2 separate regions of the Homo sapiens genome follow, and region 2 is linked to region 1. The links are chromatin loops, found by intact Hi-C in ENCODE. Cell type or tissue: Caco-2. All regions are shown on one strand. Links, peaks and the distances in the headings refer to the core of each region. The heading gives the core; the rest is flanking DNA.

The links. A loop is a pair of places that touch in the nucleus more often than their neighbours do. Peaks named below come from ENCODE experiments on the same cell type or tissue, not always from the same donor. Only the 100,000 strongest peaks of a DNase experiment are listed, where the experiment ranks them.
Region 2: it touches region 1 in a loop (3-fold over the local background); 3 of 110 quality-filtered maps call a loop at or near these places.

The regions. Positions count from the first base shown.
Region 1 is chr7:86,843,501-86,849,499 of GRCh38, reverse strand. All of the region lies in intron 4 of GRM3 (glutamate metabotropic receptor 3), which reads right to left. Among named protein-coding and RNA genes, the nearest start is that of GRM3-AS1, 43 kb to the right of the region's middle. In Caco-2, for the core only: no CTCF peak of the experiment used is centred there; a DNase peak (open chromatin) is centred at 2,459.
Region 2 is chr7:86,902,180-86,908,178 of GRCh38, reverse strand. ELAPOR2 (endosome-lysosome associated apoptosis and autophagy regulator family member 2) reads left to right here. Exons shown (of 22, transcript NM_001142749.3): 18 at 408-509. Among named protein-coding and RNA genes, the nearest start is that of GRM3-AS1, 100 kb to the right of the region's middle. In Caco-2, for the core only: a CTCF peak has its summit at 2,789 (motif pointing right); no DNase peak of the experiment used is centred there.

The DNA of each region.
Region 1 (5,999 bases), core at 565-5,564:
GAAGACTGAACACATAACTGGAGAAGCCACATAATTTTAGAATGCTTCATTTTACTTTTGATTTTTAAAAAAAATTCAGCCTGCCCTGTGGCATAATTCTTTAGGCCTTGCTTACTTTGAATCCTGAAAGCATAATCCATCCTCGTCATTTTAAAGTTCTTGTCTCTCTTAACTAGTCCAGTGCTCTCCACCTTGGGACCCCTAATTGCAGGCTCCTTTCTTGTCAAATTCTCAGAAAACAAGCTGCTATCTGATTCTGTGATGCAAAAGCCTTCATAAATCTGAATCTGGGACAATTTGTTTTCTACGTATATGTATAATATGATGTTAGCATTGTCCTCTTTCTGCCTCAGTTCCTGCCTATGACTCTGAAGCCAGTGTGAAGGATATCAGAGATCATGGGAGGGGGAGACAAATCCAAATTTGCAAAATTTCCAGGAAACCTTTTCTAAAAGCATTTCTGTAACTCTTAAAACTACTCACACACTTTAAGACATTACAAGAAGAGGTGAGGAGAGGCTTTTAGGAGGAGGGGATCTTGGGCAAAGCTGTACTGTGATTTTTGTCTCCTCGCTGAAAGCCTAGCAAGGAGTGCTTCAGTGTGGCCATTTACAAAAAGTCAGGTGTTTCTGCAGGAAGAGGATGCCCTGAATTGGGACCTGATTCCTGCCTTGGAAATCTAGAAGGTGAGGAAAAGGCTAGTTGCTCTATTGGCATTGCATAAAACTTGCTACTGTCTTGAGGTAGTCCTTTGTTCTGAGAATTTATCAAAGCAAAGGTTATGTGAATGGTATGCATGGACAAGATGGGCCACACAAAAACCATTATGCATGGTCTTGGGCTTATGTCTTGGCCTGGAGACCTTCACAGAAAGAGGCTTGGGGTAGGATAGCTGGATGCCCTGAGAATGGGAATGGAGCCACCAGAGACAAATCAAAATAGAGATCTCCCAGTCAACTCACTCAAGGTCCTGCAGGGGAAAAGGCCAGAGGGTAATTTCTAAAGATCACATGAAAGATGAAAACGCCCTCTAGTCATCTTCCAGGCATCTGAAGGATGTATCTTTCCATGTGTGGACTTAGAGATCATAAAGTCATCTAGCCACAAAGAACTGTCCAACTGCTTCCTTATTACTCTTTAATCAGCGCTGAGAGGGAAGTAGCAACTGGTGGATTGGGGAACATAAGCACCAAGGAAGATGCCAACTACTGCAGGCTCTCAGCCTAAGACAGGCCAGACCTCAGGAGGAAATGAGATTGAATGTGAAGACACAGTTTTGATCATTACATAGGACTATATATTTTAATTTCTTAATAAAGACAATTTTCAATTGAAAATGATGGTAGTACCTTATGTTACCTAAAAGCATATAAATTCATGGGCCTACCAAGGTCATGGATGTTTTTTCTCATTGTGCTATCCCCAGCACCAGAACTGAGCCTCACATGTAGTGAACATTTGGTGTTTGAATACGTGCACAGGAATTTCCATCCCAAGGTGGGGGATGATTACCCTTGCTAAATACTGAAGAGATAATGGAAGGAGCACTAAAATTGCATTTTTATCATAGTTTGTGCACCATGTTTATTCAGTATACCTGTTATAAAATTGAAATAGCTTTTATTTATTACAAAGCCCAAATATCAGTCTCATAGTTTCAGTTATCCAGTTCCTTCAGTAAGTCACACTATTAAAAGTCTGTTTTTATCTGTAATTCTGTGTTCTGACCCTTTGAATACTACCAGCTTACGATGCTCTGTTTTCATCTTTGTCGAACTCGCAGCAATGCTTGACACAGTTAATCACTTCCTTCCTTTTGGATTCCTGGACACATCTTTCCCTCAGTGGTTGTTCTTTGTCTTAGTTATCTATTCTACTTGAACTTTAAGTGCTGGAGTTCCCCAGAGCTTAGTTGTGGACTCTCTTTCTTCACCATCCCACTGAGTTTCATGGCTTAAATATTGATGATGTCCAAATCAATTATTACTGGTTTTGACCTATACTGTGGGCTTCTAGAATTAAATATTCAACTGCCACCATGACATATTCTTTTGGTAATGAAATAGGCATATCGTAATAATGTAATCAAAATTTGGTCCCTTTCCCCAAGTGTCACTGTTTAAGTGGCACCAAATGCCACCCAGTGTGCAAGCCAAAGACCATCCTTGACTTTACCATTGCCTTTACACTTACACATCCAGTCCAACAGCAAATTCTGTTGGGAAATTATTCTACATGAGCCTCTCATGTTATTTTGTGAGCAAGGCTCTGACTGCCTTTGTTCCAGAATGTCTTTTCAAGGATTTTGTGTAGCAAAGAGCTTTAGAAGATAGAGACAGTGCCTACCTCTAGAACAAAGGGCAGCATACTATTCATTATAAAAGATTCAGGTTCCCTAGTCTCAGAGTTCCTCTCCTGTGATGTAACCCACTGATGGTACAGGGGTCACCTGGACTACTTTGTGTAACCCTGTGAGAAGTGGCACTCAGGAAACCTGTGCAAATATTGACACTCTGGCTACTGCTATTGCTGTGAGTCATAAAGGTTTTTGCTAGCATTAGTAAAACTGTGGTAGGCTAACTTGTTGCCTTGTAAGTATAGTAAAATCTCAGGCACTACAGTCTTTGACAGTTTTGACAATGAGGAAGAAACGCCAACAGACACATGGCTTTTTCAGAAAGAAAATATGAGCGTTTCAGGGGCTGATTAACAGAATTTGAGGAAGTCTGTGGGAATCACTAGCAAACATGTTGACCAAATTGTATGATTAACCAAGAATAAATAGTGTTCCACTTTATTTCCTGTTAAGGAGAAGGATTTGGAGATGTGGTCGAAGTTTGAGGAACAGGAATTATGTTCAAACTCAGCTGCTAGACTGATGCCTTGGCTGTTGTTAACTCTTCTCTGGAGGGTAGAGTGGGGTGAATTTCCTCCCCATTTGGATTCAGATTCACTTGATTCTAATAACTAGTACTAACATTTGTCCTGGGTAGGCAGAAAATTCCACTCTCTTTTACACAAAAATTGCAGAGACATGTACCTTCACTGAGCATTGAGAGAGAGAGAGACTTTCAGAGAAGGTAGAAGCCAGGTGAATCATTCAAACTTTGACTGGTTTCCTTGGGAGGTTGAGACAACAAGACACATACGCTTGTTAAGGAAGAATGGCAACAGCTGGGCCCTTGAAGGATTAATCCCCAGCTGTAGTTTCTTATTCCAAACTTAGATTCATTCCAAGATGACAGTCAAAGGATTCAGAGTTTTGTTTTGTTTGTTTTTCAGTGGAACTTAGCTTTCTGGGAAGATATAGATGAGGCACTGATTTGTATTTGGGCGCTTACTCACCTGGATTGGTTTACAGTGTTGACAAAGAATGAGAAAGGTATGCAAAGAAATCTAGACAAATTCCTACCATCAGCGACAGCCCTGGAAAACTTCCCCAACCCTTATGTTAAAAGAAGGCAAGACCCTAAGAGATATTATCATGATGAGAGAGCAAATGCTCTGTTAATTTTGTATCAAAAAGAAGCAAAACACACTTGGTGTGTGAGTAAAGGCCAAATTAGTTAAGTGAACAAGCCATGAGTTCCAGCCAGAAAGCTATAGGCTCTGGCTTCTTAGTCAATGGGTCATCAAAGTTGAAGCCAATAGTGACAGTAATGATGATCTTATTTCATAATTTAGTCTTTTAGGTGCACAAAAATATTGGACCTCATATGGTTGAGCCATAGGTAGCTGCTGAGTGCTTAAAACTGAAAACAAATGTGTCTTATTTATTGGCAAGGAGCTGCTCTCTCACTGTGCTGCTCTACTCCCCTCCCCCATCCTAATTTTAGCTGATTAAGGAAAATATTACTTAAGGCTAGATTAAAATTTCCCCATCCTGAAGGGTGGGTGAAGTCCATACACACCAGACTAAGTATGCTGAGGAACTTCAGAGAGGGGAGGAACTCAAAATTTTATGCCTTGTTGGTGACAGACACCCAAATCACCATCCTAACTTATTAGGGGAAAGGTAGGGCTGGGGCTGGTGTGAAGCAAGTGAGGCACTTGCCTGAGATACAAATTTAAGGAGGCATCAAAAATGCATTAATCAAGACAATAATGCAATATTTAAAACATCAAAAATGCTAAGCCCATGATGAACACAATGTCAACTTTTTAAATAAGGATAGGATCAATAACAGCACCATGCTGTTGTATATTTGATCCTAAGGCAAAAAGAAAGTAAGTAACACTGATCCTCTTTTGAGTACTGCTTATGCAGGTGTCCTAGCCCACTCTGCGTTGCCTTGTAGAAATCAGGACGAGGCTGGGTGCAGTGGCTCTCATCAGTAATCCCAGCACTTTGGGAGGCTGAGGTGGGAAGATCACCTGAGATCAGGAGTTTGAGACCAGCCTGGCCAACATGGTGAAACCTTGTCTCTACTAAAAATACAAAAATTAGCCCAGTGTGGTGGCATGTGCCTGTAATCCCAGATATTTGGGAGACTGAGGCAGGAAAATCGCTTGAATCCAGGAGGCAGAGGTTGCCTGAACCCAAGGTCACGCCATTGCCCTCTAGCCTGGGTGACAAGAGCGAAACTCCATCTAAGAAAAAAAAAAGAAATCAGGACTCAAGGAATGTACAGAAGTGTTGATACTCTGGCTATTGCTATGGCTATGAGTAATAAAGTTCTTTGTTTCTGAATCAGGAGTCTCATGTCTTCTGACACAAGGATTCTGAAACTGTGGCAGGCTAACCTGGTAGATTGCAACAGGGTAAAAACCTTTCACAGTTCTTGACAGGTTCTACCTCTACTTCTAACCATCTCCATTGTTAACATCCTACTATGGGATGGTTCTGACCCCAGTACCCACCTCAACTTCCTAACCAGTCTCCTCATTTATGCCTTTTTGCCATGTAGTAATAGAGTCTTTACAGCAGCCTGATTTTTTCTACTAAAATGTGAGATCATAAACTCCCCTGCTTAAAAATCTTTCAGTGATTTTCCTTTCCATATAGAATAAAATCTAAACTCTTTGCTATGGCTTATAAAGTCCTACATGATTTAACTCTCCTGCCTATTTCTCATATCAAATCACTCTTCCATTTAGTCATTAAACTGTAGCCATATGCTTTTCTTTTCTAAGATATTTTTGTTTAAGAGTGTTTGAACTTGCTGTTTCATCTGCATAGCACATAGAATTCCAATGTCTGGCTGCCTCCCTTCAGTGGAATATTTTCTTCAGTGGAATATTATGAAATAGGTACCAGCAAAGTAGGGGTGACACAAATTTTTTTAAAGAATTTGAGATATATATTTTTGAATCTTCAAAATAGTCAACATGGGAAAATAGGAATTTCTTTGTAAGTATTTGAACCTTGTCAAAATTCTAGAGTCAATTCCCAAGACTCTGCCTACTCTAGGTAAATTGTTTCATCTGCTCCAACCCCCAAAAGAATCTAGAGTCTTGACACTCCAAGTATGGTCCTTAGTCTAGTAGCATCTCCATTTCCTGGGAGCTTGCTGATATCGAGATTCTTGGTCCTCATCCTTTCTTACTGAATCAGAATCTTTATTTCAACAAGATCCCCAGGTGATTTGCATGCACGTTAAAATTTGAGATAAACTGCAGTAACCCGCTTTTCAAGGTGATTTTTTAAAAATCTCATTACAGCATTCACTACTGAATAAGCCTGCATTTTCATTCATTCATTATTTATGCTCCATCTCCATCTTCACCTCATTCTCCACTAGACTGTAAGTTACAAAAGAGGAGAGACTTGCCTATGTTGATAACAGTATCTCCAAGGCCTATAATAAGTCCTCAAATATTTTTTGGAAGACATGAACAAAACACTCAGTAATTACTATAAATGAATTCCTTTATGGATAACTTTCCACTCAAACATGGCTGAATTTTTATTTACACAATTTAAGCTATGTATTAGATCCCAATGACTCAGTGTTTGATTCTTAAACTATCTGAGAATGGTTAGTTGTGATACAGCAGGA
Region 2 (5,999 bases), core at 557-5,556, 59 kb before region 1:
GTGTGTGTGTGTGTGTGTGTGTGTGTGTATTCACTTACATTGGCAGTAAAGAGACTCTATTTCATTGTCTCGCCAATAATTATTTATAATTCATATATCAAAGCATTGGCCTAAGTAGACATGGTCTTTGTTCCCTTAAGAATATTTTTGATTATAATTTTTATTAAAATTATATCTTTACTAAATACTTTGATGATAACATATCACTTTACCTGGGAAAGTAGTCAACTTTTCATAGGCAATGAAAGTAAATGAGCTGAATTTGTATTAAAATTACAAATTAGTGAACTTTAATACATTTTTCTTTTTCATTTGTTCATGAAGTCTGAGAGCAATTATTCCCATATTTTTGTCTTTGTAATCTGTATTATATCTGTTTTTTAAAAATGTTATTTGGCTTACAATAGGTCTTCTACAGCAACAACATCTTGTATTAATGGCCGATCAACTGCTGTGAAAATGAGGTGTAATCCTACTAAATCTGGAGCAGGAGTGATTTCAGTCCCCAGGTATCCTTATTTCCATATGATTTGTGTTTACCATGAGGAAGAAAAACTCTCCAGAATGTTACTATTTTAAAACATATTCTCTATGAACATAAAGCAGAAAGAAAACAGAACAATCTGTAGGGTTTTTTTTTTTTTTGTAGGGAATGTGCTGAGTGTGTATTAAGAGAAATAGGTCCTTGTACAATCTAAAGACTTCCTAGCCTCTTGTATGACATATTCTTGTCCTGTTTGTGTTAAGTGTCTAATTCTCTTGAAGAAATATAAAATTAATTATATTGCTTGTATCCCTGTATTTATTTTATTGTTTAGCCTGAATTTCCTTGAGAGCTGGATTAGTAGCTTTCCTGATTATGGTACTAGATCAACAATTAACTAGCTGGGTGATCAAGATTAAGTAATCTAACCTCTGAGTCATAGCTTTTTTCTCTGGAAGGGTATGGGGGCCAGGGTAATTTATATTATCGATTTCTAGCTCTTCAGTTTATTGATTAATGGTGGCAGAATCACCAAGGTAAGTCTGACTTATAAAATACATAATGTGCTTCATTTAACACAAATTAGCATTAAGGCAATAGCCCTCTATAGTGAAGATCTGAATAATGCAGTTCGCTTTGGATGGGAAAACAACAAGAAAACAATTTTGTAGGCTCAGAATTGTCAACTTAAATACAGACTGCTTTAATAGCATGAGTGACACTTGAATGCCTCCTCAGTTTTATTTTTCAGATATTCATTTTTCAACATGAAGATTATTTATTACTTTATATTTTATTTTAAAAATTATTATTATTTTTAAATTTTTTGTAGAGATGGGAATCTCCCTACATTGCCCAAGCTGGTCTCAAACTCCTAGCCTCAAGTGACTCTCTTCTCAGCCTCCCAAGCTGGGTTGGGATTACAGGTGTGACCCATTGCACCCAGCCAGATTATTTATTTCTAATCTTTGCTGAGTTAAGATACCTTTGGATCATAGCTTGATTTGCAGATTTTTTTTCTCTATCAAATTAGCAAAAGTATATATTTTTAAAGAGAAAATGATTATATTAATTTTGTTTTTGATAGTTTCACAGTAACCCTTGGGAGATTTTAACCTGTCCTGCTTATGTCACATCAGGATTGGAAATCAGTGGTGTAAGCATTGCTTCAACTACTTATGTATCCTAAAAATAGTTACAGGGGTAACACAGTATTTTGGGCTTATTTTTGGGCATAAAGGCATACTGACATTCTCTTTTCACCAACTGCGTGTTTCCACTTCTCATAGACCTATGATTTAATTATTCTTTTTACCTGTTCAAGGTGAGAGATGGATGCAACAAGAGTAGTACCTAATAATAATAAAAGGGCATCCTGTGGTAGAGGATCCCTCTGCCAGCCTCCAAGCTAGAACCAAGGCAACAAGCCACCCTCCAAGGAAAGGTGTGGTCAGAGATTCTAGCAATAAAAGAGTGTGTCTTTCATCATTTTCTAATATGCCATCATACAGTTCTGAGTTCAGGTGCTTATTCTATTTACTACAGCACATCTGGGGGCCATATTGTGAACCTAACAATTAACCTGTAGTCTCTGGGAGTCTACTTCAATAGCTTCCAAAGCCTCCTCCAGGCCTCTAACTCAAGTAGATGATGTTAATGAAGATTAGGTCTGTCCTTTAGGAAACACATCACTCTAACTCTCGTAAGGTGTGTTCTGATGCTTTAATTGTAATAAGGAAAATAGTCTCCTGGAGTTAAGCGATGGCATGTAGAAACTGAATTTTTCCTATTTGGAGAGGAAAACTTGTTTCTCCTTTGACCTCCAGGAATCTGCCACTTAGGGAAGTAAACTATCTTTGCCAGGTTTATCAAGATGACCTGCAGCAGAATACCTTGGGGTATCTATTTAAAAAATTAATTTCTGGGCCTTCCCTAAAAATATAGAATCTTAGATGCTGAGCATAGGAACATTTTTAAAAACCACAAGGCAATTCTGATGTCTACTGAAATTTGTGAACCAGATTTTTTCTTAACTCACATTTTGGATTTTTTTTTTTCTGAGACAGATTCTCAAAATGTATTCCAAATTTTAGTTTTATGAAAAGCTAATTTAAAATGTGACAGTCTAAAGGGTGTAGTCCTTCAGCCATGTTTGATAAATCTTCATTTAGAGTTGTGATGCGCACTGAAGTGTGCTGACCACTACTTTAGGGAGCTGCTTGAACACTACAGCTTAAATGTGCTGACCTTTATTTCTTTCTTGAATCAATTTCCCATCAGGGCACAAGGGGGAGCTCGGAGATCAGAACACGAGAAACAGCAGCTTTCCTGAAATTATTAGGTTTTTTTGTTTGTTTGTTTTGGTTTTTTTTTAGCAGTGAGGTTGAATAAATATTTCCTACTGACAGAAAAAAAAAAAAAGTCAACATAGCCCAGTTTCTCAGGCTATTTTTTAAGAGGACTTCTTCTCTTCTCTTCCTCTCTCTCTTTCTCTCTCTCTCTCTCTCTCTCTTTCTCTCTTTCTTTCTTTCTCTCTTTCTCTCTTCTTTCTTTTCTTTTCTTTCTTTCCTTCCTTCCTTCCTTCCTTCCTTCCTTCCTTCCTTCCTTCCTTCCTTCCTTCCTTCTCTCTCTCTGTCTTTCTCATTCATTCATTCATTCATCCATTCATTCATTCATTCTTTCAGCTTTAAGATTTCCAGAGTGGAGGGAGGGAGATGCTAACCAGACACTTGCCTTGAGAAGCTTCATAAGCTGACCAAAAAGTCTCAGAAGGAGACTTTGGTAGTGCAGAAGGAATGCCACCCTCAGGAAATCTCATTTCTTGGCCAAAAATCTTGGCAAGCCAGGCAAAAGTTTACTTTAGCAGTAGCAATGTTGGTTGGGGTTTTATATCTTGGTGTCCTGGGAAAATGTCATAAGATCCCCAGACCTGGGAAAGTGAGAAAGTCTTAATAGAAAGTGAAATGGGCAGGAGAAAGGGGGAAATATGTGTTCTTTGTGTATCACCTGAGAAATTAGAGGGAACAGCAAATTATCTGGGCTGCCTTCTCATCTGCAGCTGGAAACACCAAGCTGTCTATTTGGTCTGGCAAATGTAGTTGGCTTCTAGTTCCATAAAGTGTCTGGAGGGTATGAAACATTTTAGATAAAAACGGTACAGTGTTTGTGGCAGATGTAATCTGACAGCTGGAGTGAAGTTACGAGATTTTCTAGTGTAGTTTGCACCTTGAGCAGAGAATAAACTGCTAGCACAATAGGCTGCTGATATTCCTAAATATTAATAGATGCCCCTAAATAGATGGCCCTCTAGCCTTTGCCTAAAAGGCTTCCCAAACCTCTAATCATTATCTCAGGGAGATAGAGGAACTGAAGGCTCTCCTTTTATTGGGAAGAATTTAGACCTAAGCATTGTGTCCAAAGGGTTCTTTTAAAAACATGAGACATTTCTGTTAGTGAAAATGGTATAAAAAGGCCTTATTAAAAAGCAGATAAAGAGAAGCATTTTTACTCTGATAATAGAGGTGCCACAGCATCCACAAGATCCTTGAGTCAAACACATTGACTTTACAGAGCAGGAAACACTGATGCGCCAGGTTGTATAGCTGCAGTGTGGCATAGTCACGATGGAATAATTTTCTAACTGTGTGGTTTTTTCATGCCATAATGCTCTCATCTTGCCATTTTTTCATCCAATTCCTCATGGGCAGAGATTTGCAAAGAAGCACACTAAGTTAGAGGCAAATATCACACTTACCCCAGAGGATAACTCAACTGACTTACAAGTTATTGGTGCCTTCTTTTAAATGAGTCATCTTTCCTCAAACAGGGTCTTTATTGATGCCACCAGTTAGAGGAAAATCATTTTTTTCTCTCTGTCAACTTCTGACTATATTTAACTGCTTGAGTAGTTTATAAATCAGCCTAAAATTGTTTTGCCAAAACCTCCTTCAAAATCCAAATTCATCTCCATTATCAGTATAGCCTCTGGGAATATTGAATCTCACAAAAGGAACGCTTCACAGTTCTGTCCTGTTATATTCAAGGGTCAAACACTCCAGGGGTTTATTTCACAGATTCCAATTTAGAGTCTCTCTATCAAATTCATCAGATCTATTGGATGCTAATGTAGTATTTTCTTTGGTCTTTGGGGAAGGACTGTTAAAACCAAAATATGTATCCATTTTCAGTTCTTAAGAGACATGGAAGGATGATTGGTAAAATGACTTCCCTTGTTTTCTTTTTCCCTAGAACAATTTATAGACAGATAATAGATATGTAAGTCTGTGCAAGTTAAATTAAAAAGGCAATTTAACTCAAAAGACCAAAACCAAATACGTTCTTAGAATATTAAAAAGTAAAAAGGCATATAGATGCATTATGAGCATAAGTGAAAACAGCTAAAATCCATTTTGATCAAGAAATGAAAAAACTAAAACAGAATTGCTAAAATTATATACTTCAGACACTAATAAGTACTCTTAAGACATGATATAAAAATCACAAACCATTCTTAAAATTTTCAGATCAATTTTGAGATAAGGATGATAATTATTTTATTTCATTAAACAAGATAATCTGAAGAGAAAACTAAGGAATGTCAGTTAATTTAGTTTGTCTCGGTTTTGATCTGATGCTGGCTTTTGGTAGTTAACTCAGGATAGAGTCTTTAGAAAGGGAGGTTTTGCAGGAGAATGATAGAATTTTGTAAACCTGGATCTAAGAACTATGCATAAAAAATCTTATGTTCATATTCAATCTGTTGTGATATTCTTGTAGAAGACACTGGGTTCTTGTCACACATCCAGGAAAGAGTAGGGTTGCAGACACTTTGAAGGGTGAGGGGTTATGGAATTTATTGGGCGAAAAGGAAAAAGACTCAGCCAAGTGAGAGGGGTTCCTGTTAGCAAGCCCCCATCTCACAGACTGAATCCTAGGTTGCCACCCAGGAATAAGAGGGGCCAGACTCCTCCCCCTGCAAAGGGTGCAAACTTCCCAAGGCCCCACCCCATTCTTCCAGTGCCAGTCTGATTGGAGGTTTTCTGTGGAGCCCTTTTTACTTGGCTGTCTCAGTCTGAATGTTTGTGTCTCCCCAAATGCATATGCTGAAATACCATTAATACTGAAGTGATAGTAGTAAGAGATGGTGTGTTGGGAGGTTATCAGCTCATGGTGGCTCTCCCCACATAAATGAGATTAGTGTCCTTATAAAAGAGACTCCAGGCCTGGCGCAGTGGCTTACGCCTGTAATCCCAGCAATCTGGGAGGCCGAGACAGGCGGATCAAATGAGGTCAGGAGTTTGAGACCAGCCTGACCAACATGGAGAAACCCTGTCTCTACTAAAAATACAAAATTAGCTGGGCATTGTGGCGGGCGCCTGTAATCCCAGCTACTCAGGAGGCTGAGGCAGGAGAATCACTTGAACCCAGGAGGTGGAGGTTGTGGTGAGCTGAGATCGCGCCATAGCACCCCAGCTTGGGCAACAAGATGGAAACTCTGTCTCAAAACAAAACAAAC